Linked DNA regions of Homo sapiens: region 1 is linked to region 2. A link is a contact called in ENCODE Hi-C or POLR2A ChIA-PET data. All regions are on one chromosome and are shown on one strand. Each heading gives the region's core, a stretch centred on a gene start or an enhancer-like site at or near the end of the contact. The rest is flanking DNA. Distances are from core to core; before and after follow the strand shown.

Evidence for each region. A loop is a pair of places that touch in the nucleus more often than their neighbours do. ChIA-PET counts read pairs that join two places held with the same protein, here RNA polymerase II (POLR2A). Pooled maps may share reads with other maps.
Region 1: a loop to region 2 is called in a pooled map, with 3 times the contacts of the local background. The contact joins two enhancer-like sites. A Hi-C loop is called at or near these places in 3 of 50 pooled maps. POLR2A ChIA-PET finds 5 or more read pairs at or near these places in 2 of 52 experiments (H1 and naive thymus-derived CD4-positive, alpha-beta T cell).

Annotation. Positions count from the first base shown.
Region 1 is chr12:131,508,478-131,513,966 of GRCh38, reverse strand. The region is part of intron 1 of LOC101929974 (a long non-coding RNA gene); the gene reads left to right. Among named protein-coding and RNA genes, the nearest start is that of LINC02414, 140 kb to the left of the region's middle. RefSeq lists an enhancer at 2,702-2,751. Within about 2 kb of position 2,031, at least 3 of the 41 ENCODE cell types and tissues checked have a DNase peak (open chromatin) inside an H3K27ac peak, as active enhancers do.
Region 2 is chr12:131,771,540-131,777,431 of GRCh38, reverse strand. The region is part of intron 13 of SFSWAP (splicing factor SWAP); the gene reads right to left. Among named protein-coding and RNA genes, the nearest start is that of MMP17, 54 kb to the left of the region's middle. RefSeq lists enhancers at 2,746-3,370, 3,450-3,639, 3,371-3,996. Within about 2 kb of position 3,356, at least 6 of the 41 ENCODE cell types and tissues checked have a DNase peak (open chromatin) inside an H3K27ac peak, as active enhancers do.

The sequences.
Region 1 (5,489 bases), core at 782-3,281, 260 kb after region 2:
CTTAGGTCCAGTTCAGACCGTGTTTGTACAAGGTCACTCGGAACTCCTGAGGTACTCAGTGTCAGCTAATGTAGGTAATGGGTGGCAGGTGTGCAGAACACCCTAGGCAGGCACTGAGCTTAGCCTTTGATCTACCGTCATCTCAGTTAATCCTCTCAATACTCTGTGAGTCAGGACGTGTGTGTGTGTGGCCCTGCTACCGAGGAGTCCTTCACCAACTTAGCAAATATTTATGGAAGACTCACTGGGGATTTGTTAAAGTCACTGCTTTATTTGAGCTTTCATTCTAGTCAGGGATGACAGAGAAATGATGCCCATCATAAATAAGTATTAAAACTGTTAGAAGCCTGAATGTGCCTTGGGTGAATACAGCCATGGCACTGTTCAGGGGTGGATGAGGCCGTCAGGGCTGAGGAAGTTCCATTTAAATTACCTGGTCAGGCAAGGGCTTGCTGAGGTGATATGTGAGCAAACATAAAGGCACACATTAGCCCCGTGGACAGCCAGGGCATGGACCTTGGGCAGATGAAGGTTTTAGGGAGGGGGGCAGTCAGGGGCTCAGATGCTGGGCATGCAGAGTGAGGGGCAGAGGAGCAGGAAGTGAGGCCAGAGGCAGCATGGCCCTGGGATGCCTCACCTTGCTGTGAATGCTACAGCCGGGTCCTCTGAGAACAATCCCAACACAGGAGTGTATTAACATCTCAGTTCCCAGAACACTTTTAATTTCATTCACTCAGGTATTCATGAACACCCGTCTTCTTATGTGCTGTGTTAGAGTTCTCTAGAGGGACAGAACTAGTGGAATACAGACACACACACACACACACACACACAAACATATATATATATATATATATATATATATATATATATATATATATAGATAGATAGATAAAGGGGAGCTTATTAAGTATTAACTCGCACGATCACAAAGTCCCACAATAGGCCGTCTGCAGACTGAGGAGCAAGGAGAGCCAGTCCAAGTCCAAGTCCAGTTCAAGGGATCATCCAGGAAGCATCCAGCACGGGAGAAAGGTGTAGGCTGGGAGGCTAGGCCGGTCTCTCTTTTCACATTTTTCTGCCTGCTTATATTTGAGCTGAGCAGGCAGCTGATTAGATGGTGCCCACCCAGATTAAGGGCGGGTCTGCCTTTCCCGGCCCACTGACTCGAATGTGAATCTCCTTTGGCAACAGCCTCATAGACACACCCAGGATCAATACTTTGTATCCTTCAATCCGATCAGGTTGATACTAAGTAGTAACCATCACACGTGCATTCATCATGTGCACACACTGGTTAGGATCTGAGGGTATAGACCAGGCTCCTGTTCTCTGGGAACTGGCATCCCAGCAAGGACAGGTAGTAAACAAATAAGAACATTTAAGAACAGTGTGGGGAGGGCCTAACACTGTGCTGTGTGGTGGTACGTAGGACGCAGGCTACTGTAGACTGGGTGGTTGTGGGGAGGAGGTGACTGTGGGGAGGTGACATTGATCTGAGCCCTGGATGCCAACAAGGAGCCAGCTGTGCATGGATGGAGTTGGGAGCGGTGCCAGGCTGAGCCTGCAGGAGGTCAAGGTGCTGGTGGGAGCTCATGTGGCTGGGGACGGTGAGCATGGGCGGGACAGAGGTGGTACTTGTGCAGAAGGAATTAACCATGAAGGCCAAAGATGCCCTCCCTGCAGAGGCCTGCTGGCAAGGTTGGCCCTCAGCTGGGGCCTGGGAGCTTTGCCGATAAACAGGCCCCCACACTGATTCACTGAATGGCTGCGTGTGCAAACAATAGGGTTTATGCTGAGGACCTGCTTTCCCTCTGAGAGGCTGGGATTTTGGACTATGCCAGGCACAGGTGCTGACGTGACCAGACCCCAGTAAACCCTGGGTGCCGAGTCTCTAGTGAGCGTCCCTCATAGACAGCACTCACATGTGTTGTCACATCTCATCGCTGGGGAATTAGACATGTGCTGTGTGACTCCCCAGGGAGGGGACTCTGGGAGCTTGTGCCTGGTTCCCCTTGTGCCTTTCTCTTTGCTGTTTTTGCAGGTTGTCCTTTCACTGTAATAAATTGCAGCCTGAGTCCTGGGAGTCTCTGAACCTGGGGATGGTCCTGGAATCCCTGACACAGATGTGGCCAGAGAAGGGATGGAACCAGTCCTGCAGGGCCCTTTAGGGAATAGTGAGGTGCAGTGTGAGGGTTGCAGCGACCCGTGGGCTGCTCAGCCCAGCCTGGGGTGACTGTCTCACTTTCCCTCGGAGGACAGGGTGGGCACCACCTGCAGACTCTGGGAAGTCCTCACTCAGTCTCCACGTGCACAGGGCCTAGGAGGTGGTCTGGGTGCTGGTGGGCGGCTCTGCCACATGCCACCCTCACAGTCTTCCCCTGAGTCTGTTCCTTCCTCTTGCTTGTCCCAGGCCTCTCTCAGCAGCACCTTCCTCTGTGAGTGTCAAATGCTACTGACTCATGTACTTCCTGTCTATTCAGAGACAGGACGGGGGTGGGAAATTGGTATCATTTGCATGACGCTCACCTCCTGGGGTTGGTGAAGAGCTTGCAGGCATCAGAGCTAGCTGGGAAGTGAGCAATTATAACATCTTTAGGAAATTGACTTGGCCCTTTCTGAGTCTGTGTCTCCTGGTTTTCTCCATGCCCAGTATTCAGAGGAGGATGAGAGGAATGCTTCCTTGGGCCCCATGGCCTGGCTTTGGCTTTGGCATTGGCATTTTCAAAAAAAGTCTAGACTTACTGATCATGATTCCAGACTCCCGAGAAAGAAGCAGAGAATGTTCGGGTTGTATGAGTGGGATCTGGGATCCTGGGGGCGGGCTGTGAGGGTGAGAGCCCCACGGAAGTGCACCCAGGAGCAGGTGGATGTGGGAAGGCTGGAGCCCCCCAGACCAGGGCTGGCCTTGGGGAAACAGAAGGGGGTCATGGCATCAGAGAGGAAAGCGCATCTTCGCTACGATCCCCCCTGCCCAGAGCCTCCTCCAGATCCAGGGACCCCTCTCCTTCTGTGTTTGACCAGGGACACTGGCAGCTCTGCCTATGTTGAGAGTCCTCAGAGAGCTTCAGCTAGGCCTGTTCCCCAAAGATCTTTTGTTGTTCATTTTAAGAAACAACAGACCATCACTTTAAAAGTAGCACATTTTGGTACCTATTTCTCAGTGATTGATCCTTTCAGATACAGTTTCCCAGGATCTAAAGATGGTAGCTGAATAATGCATGATATTTTTGTTTCCCAGAAACAGGTGTTTTATTTTTATTGCATTAGTCTTATGAGAACAAGCTGGCTGCAGTTTCTCTGAGAGCCGAAGTGCTGAAACAATTCTGGGTTTTATAGGCACCCATTGCCAGGAGCTGTCATTGCCAGGCTCTTGGGCTCTTGACAAGGAAGCTCATTATGGCCGTGTCTCACCTCCTCCAGGGAGGTGCCAGATCCGTGTGCAGCAGTTTTGCACGTCCATCCATTTGTTCATCATTCATTCATTCACTCATTCTTTCAATGTTCATTTCCTGAGGGCTTCTGAGTCCTGGTGCTGGGATGCACTTTGGGGTTACAGAGACAAAAAGACCAAGTCCCAGCCTTTAGGGAACCTATAGTCTATGAGGGAGACAGAGTCTCAGTCATTGGGCCAGGTGATGAGGGGTAAACTGAGGCATACACCAGGTGTGATGGGCTGTGAAGGATCAAGCCTTGGAGCTCACCGGTGGGCGGGAGGAAGACCCCACTGAGGAGAGGAGAGAATCCGTGAGTGACAAGGAGTAGATGGGGCTCATCAGGTGGCTGTGTGGTGGGCAGGGACCCCAAAGGGCCTGAGCAGAAGTGTGACTATAGTGACTTAGAACTCAGGAGGGGCTGCCCTTGAGCCCCACTTGATTTACAACCTGGACCCTTGGTGATTTTGGCTGGAGAGAGGCAGTTGACTCCTTTGAAATATGAAGTGAAACACCAGAGGCAGGAACAGGCCAGTGGTGGTTAATGAGTGAAACAGATGGGAGTCTTAATTAGAGCAAGAGCAGGGCTAATTTAATGATCAGTGCTTCCCCGAGCATATGGCCTAGAGATACTTCCACCCACGCTGAGGGAGGCAGTGCGCAGAGTAGGAACGGCCACATGTGTGGGCAGTGGGGTTTGCAAGGGTTTGTTCCCCTGCCCGTGCCCTCTACTCCAATGCCAGCTTCTACATTTTGTTAGCTTCTTTTTCATCCTCTGTGTCAACAGGTAGGGCCTTCTCTGAGGAACTGACTTGCAGGGCGTGGCCTCGAACTGACGTGGGGATTTTGCCACACAACCTTAGGGAAAGCCAATGATGACCTAGTGACTCTCACCACATGCTTCCAACTGCTAAGACCCTGAGTGCGGGCCTGTGAAAAGGGCAGGTGGGAGAGGGATGCTTGCCAGAGCCACCTGTGACTCCAGGTTAACTGGGGCCACATCTCCCAAGAACCCTGGGGTTGACTCTCACAATTCCCCCAGGTCAGCAGCCAGCCCTACAGTAGGGCCTGCTTTTTGGATAATAGTTCTTTAGGAGGAGCATAGCACTGGGTCCTGTGCCATCTGGCAATATTGCTCCTTTCCCATTAAATCCAGTGGTTCTCAAAGTGGGGTCCCTGGGCCAGCAGCATCAGCATCACCTGGAAACTTGGTAGAAATACAAATTGTCAGTCCTGCTTCCCAGACCTGCTCAGACACTGTAGGAGTAGAGCCCAGCAATCTATGTTTTAACAAACCCTCTGGGTGATTCCCATGAATGCTGACATTTAAGACTCTGCTATAATAAGCCTTAGATTTCTTCACACTAAATAGTGCTTGGAAGGATCAGTTTATCCTGACAACATCCTGTACTCTTTAGAGAAAAGGAACTGGGTGCTCTGAGATTCTGCTTGTTCATCTTCTGCAGTAAGTGGGATCTTTGGGCTCTCCTCAAATCCTGTCAATGAGCAGGTCGGGAGCACTGATGGGGGCGTGGGAGATAGGGTTTGTGTCCATTCTCCCGGAAACCATTTTATCTTTGCCCTCAATGAGGGATTGGCCATCAGAATGAGAAATAATCTTTAAGGTCTAAGGAAACAAATCTCTGTGGCTGTGATATGTGGCCTCCACCTGCTAAAAATGGCTTCAGCCACTGTGTGTAATTCTGAGAGCTTATTTCTTTGGAAAGAGGCCATAGCCATCAATACTAACCATTGGGGGAATTTATGCCCCATCACCCAGCACCAGCAGCCCTATCAATTTCTCCAGCATGCACAGATGTGGACTCCCCTGACTGAGTGAGGGGCCGTGTAACAAACAACTGATTTGATGGTCTGCCTGGTTTCTAAAGTTCTGTATCATGATTCCTTCTTAGCTGCAAGAGATCTCCTACCAAAGCTGATATATCTCAGTGGGACATGCATTAACTCAGTCACCTTTCCAGGTAAGAGGGAGTAATTAACTGTGCCAAGATGTTCCAAATGGCTCTTTGTGGAGGTCAGGGCACCTCCAGGGGA
Region 2 (5,892 bases), core at 2,107-4,606:
TCATTCTCAGCAAACTATCACCAAGGACAAAAAACCAAACACCGCATGTTCTCACTCATAGGTGGGAACTGAACAACGAGAACACATGGTCACAGGAAGGGGAACATCACACACCGGGGCCTGTTGTGGGGTGGGGTGAGCGGGGAGGGATAGCATTAGGAGATATACCTAACGTTAAATGATGAGTTAATGGGTGCAGCACACCAACATGGCACATGTATACATATGTAACTAACCTGCACGTTGTGCACATGTACCCTAAAACTTAAAGTATAATAAAAAAAAATAGTTCTTAAGGAAAAACAAAAAAAACAGTTTTAACTACCAGAGGAGAGATTCCTCAAACCTCCGATGTTAGGTTTTTAAATGAGTATCGGCACTACTCTGACAATAATTTTTAAAGAAGGTCTAGGCTCCCCTTTGATGTTTTAAAACCTCTCCATCTGAGTGTTACATACATACAGAAGAGCATATGAATCTTCAATGCATGCTGACACATTTCCACCACAGCGCATCGGAACCAGATCAGGAGACAGCACCCTTCAACAGCATAGGCCTGCAGCCTGCCCCTCTTTACCCAGAAAGCTCACTCTCTCCTCACTTCAAGTGAATTTTAAATTATAGCTGTTAAACATTTCACACCTTTAGACACAGTGAAAAATCTGCAATTTATCCTTTGTGCCTCGAAGAAATTCAGGTTAGGTGCTGGGGTGGGACCCAGTCTCCCAGGCTGCCCCCAGCTGCTCCCCGGGGAGAGCTCCAGCCCAGCCCGCGGCAGTGTGCGCAGGACGGCATCTGTGAAAGGCAAAGTGGTAAGGGGGCTTCCCTCCCTTCTTTCCTCTCCTTAGGTCCGCTGTGGCAAGGCCAACTGGCTGCGGGAAAACACTGTAGAAACGATTCTTCTACAGTTATGCTTCTTGCTTTGGCTTTGAGATCAAAAGCAATTCAGCAGAGCCCTGGTGGGGCAGGCCCCAATTTAAGATGAGTTTCCACTTGAGCTGGCTGCTTTATGATGGCACGGTGATTTCTCAGCCCTCTGTTCAGCCTCCTTGCTGTTTCCGTTTACACTGTGCTCTCTAATGCCCCTCCCTGGTTGTGGGTGTGCGGCGGGCAAGAGGGCAGGGATGAATTCCTCCTTGGGATCTGATGGCCGCTATGAGGTTCATCTTTAAGTCTCTGCCTAAATTATCTCCAGGGACATTTTGGCAAAAAAATCCACTTTACTGTGGGACAGTTCTTATCAAAAAGGTCTTTCTCATTTAAAATTCTGTTAAGTGTAACAATATTTTTCAGGTCAAACTTTTAAATATTTTATTATTTTTGTTTGTTTTGAGGCAGAGTCTTGCTCTGTTGCCGGGGTGGAGTGCAGTGGCGTGATCTCAGCTCACCGCAACCTCCGCCTTCCGGCCTCAAGTGATTCTTGTGCCTCAGCCTCCTGAGTAGCTGGGATTACAGGCATGTGCCATCATGCTCAGCTAATTTTTTTTTTTTTTTTTGTATTTTTAGTAGAGAAAGGGTTTTGCTATTTTGGCCAGGCTGGTCTCAAACTCCTGGCCTCAAGTGAACTGCACACCTCAGCATCCCAAAGTGCTGAGATTACGGGCGTGAACCACCGTGCCCAGCTAAAATATTTTATTGCTTACATAATTCTAACACACAAACGTCCAATGACAAAGCAAGCTCTATATCCAAGAACACCCCCACTCTGGCATTAGTCAGGATTTGCCCACAAGCAATGCTAAATGATCCTTTAAATTAAACATACAATAAATAAAAAGGTAGTAAGCTTTACAACTTCAGAGGCTCAACATCCTAGCTATGGCCTCTCCCATACACACCGAAAGGGAGAGGGCTTCCATTCTGCAAAGAGCAAAGAACACAGGTTTGCGAGCTGAGCACATCCTCTGAGGCGAGCCCTGGGTGGACACCAGAGAAATCAGCTGATGCACTAAAAAAATGCCAGTATCCACGGCCTCTACATCAGGAGCACACGCTGCGCAGAAAGCAAGCCGGCCCAGGGGCTGAAAGACGCCATTGGGAACCTCAACACGGGCACCTGTGAGTGTTCGGGAAGTCAGAGCTGCTGCAGGTCCTTTCAACAAGGCCCGGGATTTCCCCAGGAAAACAAAGAGAGAGCTGAAGAGAAGGAGAGCTGAGACACATACTCCACCCTCGAGTAAGGAGTTTGTTCTGTGACGAGAAGGAAGAGAAACACGTCTTTGCTGTCTTTTTCTGGTGAAGAACTCTCCTCATTTACTCTCTCCACGCTCACAAAATCACTGCACTAATTTGGTGTGTGATTGGTAAGGCGCTGTGTTAAAACAGAGGGGAGATGGAAAAACATGGTCCCTGGCAAACGTCTGTGAAAGACAAAACCAAACGGGCGCGAGACGCCATCTGAGGCACAGTCAAGACAAACAGGAGTGCGAGGAGTCAACTCTCCAGCTGAGTTTCTATTCATATTTCTACTGCCAACTTAATGATTTGAGCCTCCAAACTTTTTTTTTTGCCTTTATCCTAACTAATGCCTGTCATTAATAATACTTATCTCACCACTGTGCTTAAAGACTAGGGCTCCATTTTGAAGCGACGGGACAATCTGAATCAACACTTTCAAATGTCACTTGTAATCAAGTCCAGGTCTATTTATTCCAACAACACGATCATCCTTCACCATGAAGGTGAAAACTAGAGCTGTTGTGACCTCTGCCAGGCTGAATTAAGATGGTTCATTATGTTGACATTACTGCTTTTTTCAGCTTCAAGTGCTAAAAGTGAACAAGGACTGATGCCAAACACAGCTTCCCAGAAACCACAGCTGCCTTTGAGATGCATTTTTAATATTCCAGCAAAAATGATCAAAACGGAAGTCATGTTTGAATGTAGGGGGGCAGACGTACATTGGTTTAGGTAGAGTCCGGGACAAAGCAAATAACTTCTGAAAAATGGTCATTTATGAGAGCATTAACAGCTTACCGCCGGCCACTTCTGTAACACTGGAAATTAACATTGATTAGTCCCCCTGTGTCACGATGAAGTATTTGGCAACAAAATTAGCACATGAACCAGCAACGATTATTTCCTACTGTGGCAAAACAAACCGCTCAAAAGCAGACTGACTTTGTATCTGATTGTATTTGAAAATAAAAGAAATCTTATTTGTGAAGGACACTACATTAACTATGAAAGGGATAACCAACACTGCGGCGTTGCTCTCCATCCCTTCACCCAGCCCCACTGCCCTACCACGTCCTGCCCAGGTGCATCCTCCCACCCCTGCCTCCACTCTGCTCCAGCGCCCCGTGCCCCGCAGCCACACTGTCTCAGCGGAAATGCGGCTCTCATCCTGTCGGTCTCTCGTGCTCACTTATTCTGGCGTCCCAGGCTCTCCACAACTGGCCTCCCATTGTCATTCCGGTTCTGCCTGAGAAAGTGTCTTCCTGAGTGGGGCCACCTGTCCTTTACCACTTGTGGGTCTTTGGCCCTCGTGGGCCCTCACTATTCTGGTAAGCTCCTCAAGGCCTCGCCTGAGCCCCAGGTCCCGGAGCCGCCACTCTCCTCCTGGCTGTGCTGTCCTGATGGAAATGCCCATGTGTGAACAGCAACAGCTCAAATGCAGTCATGGTCACTGGTTAACAAGCAAGCTTCTAATGCATATCCCAAAGCACCTCAGCACCTAGCACACAGCAGAGATTCAGCAAACACAGGCAGGTTTCAGTTCCTATTTCCTTTTCAAACTCTTACTGGAATTGTAAACTTGGCAGATCAGTAACTTGAAAACATTTGTGGGCTGGGTGCAGTGGCTCATGCCTGTCATCCTAGCATCTTGAGAGGCCAAGGCGGGAGAACTGCTTGAGGCCAGGAGTTCAAGACCAGTCTGGGCAATATAGCAAAATCCCATCTCTACCAAAAATACAAAAAAATTTAGCTGGGCATGGTGGCAAGTGCATGTAAGTCCTAGCTACTTTGGAGGCTGAGGTAGGAGGAGTGCTTCAGGCCGGGAGGTCAAGGCTGCAGTGAGCTGTGATGGTACCACTGCATTCTAGCTCGGGCGACAGAGTGAGACTCTCTCAAAAAGAAAAAGAAAAAAAATTTGTGGAATCTAAGAAATCATCCTGCAGTCTGTTGCTACTATGTAAATGACCGCATGAAAAAAGGGGTTCAATGAAGACTTCTCCCTTCTCTTCATCCTGGATTACGAACACACACTAGGAATGAAGAGAGAATGTATGTGATACAGGCAGGAGGCAGGGAAATACTGGTGAGGGCTTCACACTCAAGCCTGGACCCGTGGCCCAAAGTGACAACTATCCCTGTTTTCCCACCTGAATGTTGCCTTTTGGCCTGCTCTGCCCCCTATCCTGTGCCCATAAGAACCCCAGACTCCAGACAAAGGGGACACACACAGAAGAGAAAGCATCTGAGCAAAGAGAGGAGAGGAAGCAGCTGGATGTTGGAGAGGAGTTTGGCTGAGGGATGGCCAGACTCCAGGGGAAAATTATCTTCCTGCTGTACCCCCTTGTCAGCTTCCCTTTCTGCTGAGAGCCACTTCCACAGCTCAATAAAGTCCTCCATATTCACCACCCTTTAATTCGTTCGTGTGACCTGATTCTTGCTGGACGCCGGACAAGAACTCAGGTACCAAGAGGGCAGGGTGTAAAGGCTGTCACCCTGACCCTCCACTGAGCTGATTAACACTCAACACTGATTGTAACACAGGCTTTCTGAGGCTCCAGGGGTCACAGACACCCACTCCCAGATGGCAGAGCTAAAAGAGCATTGTAATATGCTTGGAGGCTGCCGTGAGGCCAGCGCAGAGCCTGCTCCCGCCAGAGAGGAGAGTTCCTTTGCTCTGGTTCCCGCACCTGTCCGTTCGTGTGGTCCCTCCCGTAAGGGATTGAGTGGCAGCCGAGAAAACGAGCCACCCCCTGTGCCAGTCCTGAGAAGGGTCAAGGGAACTCTCCAGTCTCCTATGCAGGTTTATATGCATGATTTTTGCATATGCTTTTATATATTTTATATGCCACTTGAAAAATTTAGAGTGCTGCCAATATCTTTCCATGCCAATAGGCACACTTTAGGACATCATTTACAACTGTACCTGAATATGTAAAATCACCTTTCCTAACGATCAACGGGACTGAACAGGAACATGGATGCAGAAAGATCGAGTACAAATGGGAATTCAGCACGTTGTAAAGAAGGCTCTGTGAGTCACTGGGGAAAAGATGTATGACTTAGTGAATGCGTTGCATCGATAGTGACGTGCTCCTCAAACTCAAATAAATTCCAAGTATGGCAGGTCAGAAATGTACCGGGGAAAAAATGTTTGTGACACTGATGACAAACAGCTAACATGACGCAGCATAAGACAAAGAAAGGGCCCTTCCTAGGTCGAAGAAACATGGGCCCAGGCTAAGGGAAAGCCAGTTCAAAAGGCAGCAGACAATGCCAAGAAACATTAGCAAAGTGGCCGGGAGCGGTGGCTCAGGCTTGTAATCCCAGCACTTTGAGAGGCTGAGGCGGGCTGATCACGAGGTCAAGAGATTGAGACCATCCTGGCCAACATGGTGAAACCCTGTCTCTACTAAAAATACAAAAATTACCTGGGCGTGGTGGCGCCCGCCTATAGTCCCAGCTACTTGGGAGGCTGAGGCAGGAGAATCACTTGAACCCGGGAGGCAGAGGTTGCAGTGAGCCAATTGAGCCGAGATCGCGCTACTGCACTCCAGCCTGGAGACAGAGCGAGACTCCGTCTCAAAAAAAAAAAAAAAAAAAAAAGAGACATTAGCAAAATGACTCAGTGTTACTTACCATTAAATATGTAAGTTAAAGCAGATGCTGCTTTCCCACCGAAAGGCTGATGGTAACCAATGCCGACAGGGACATGAA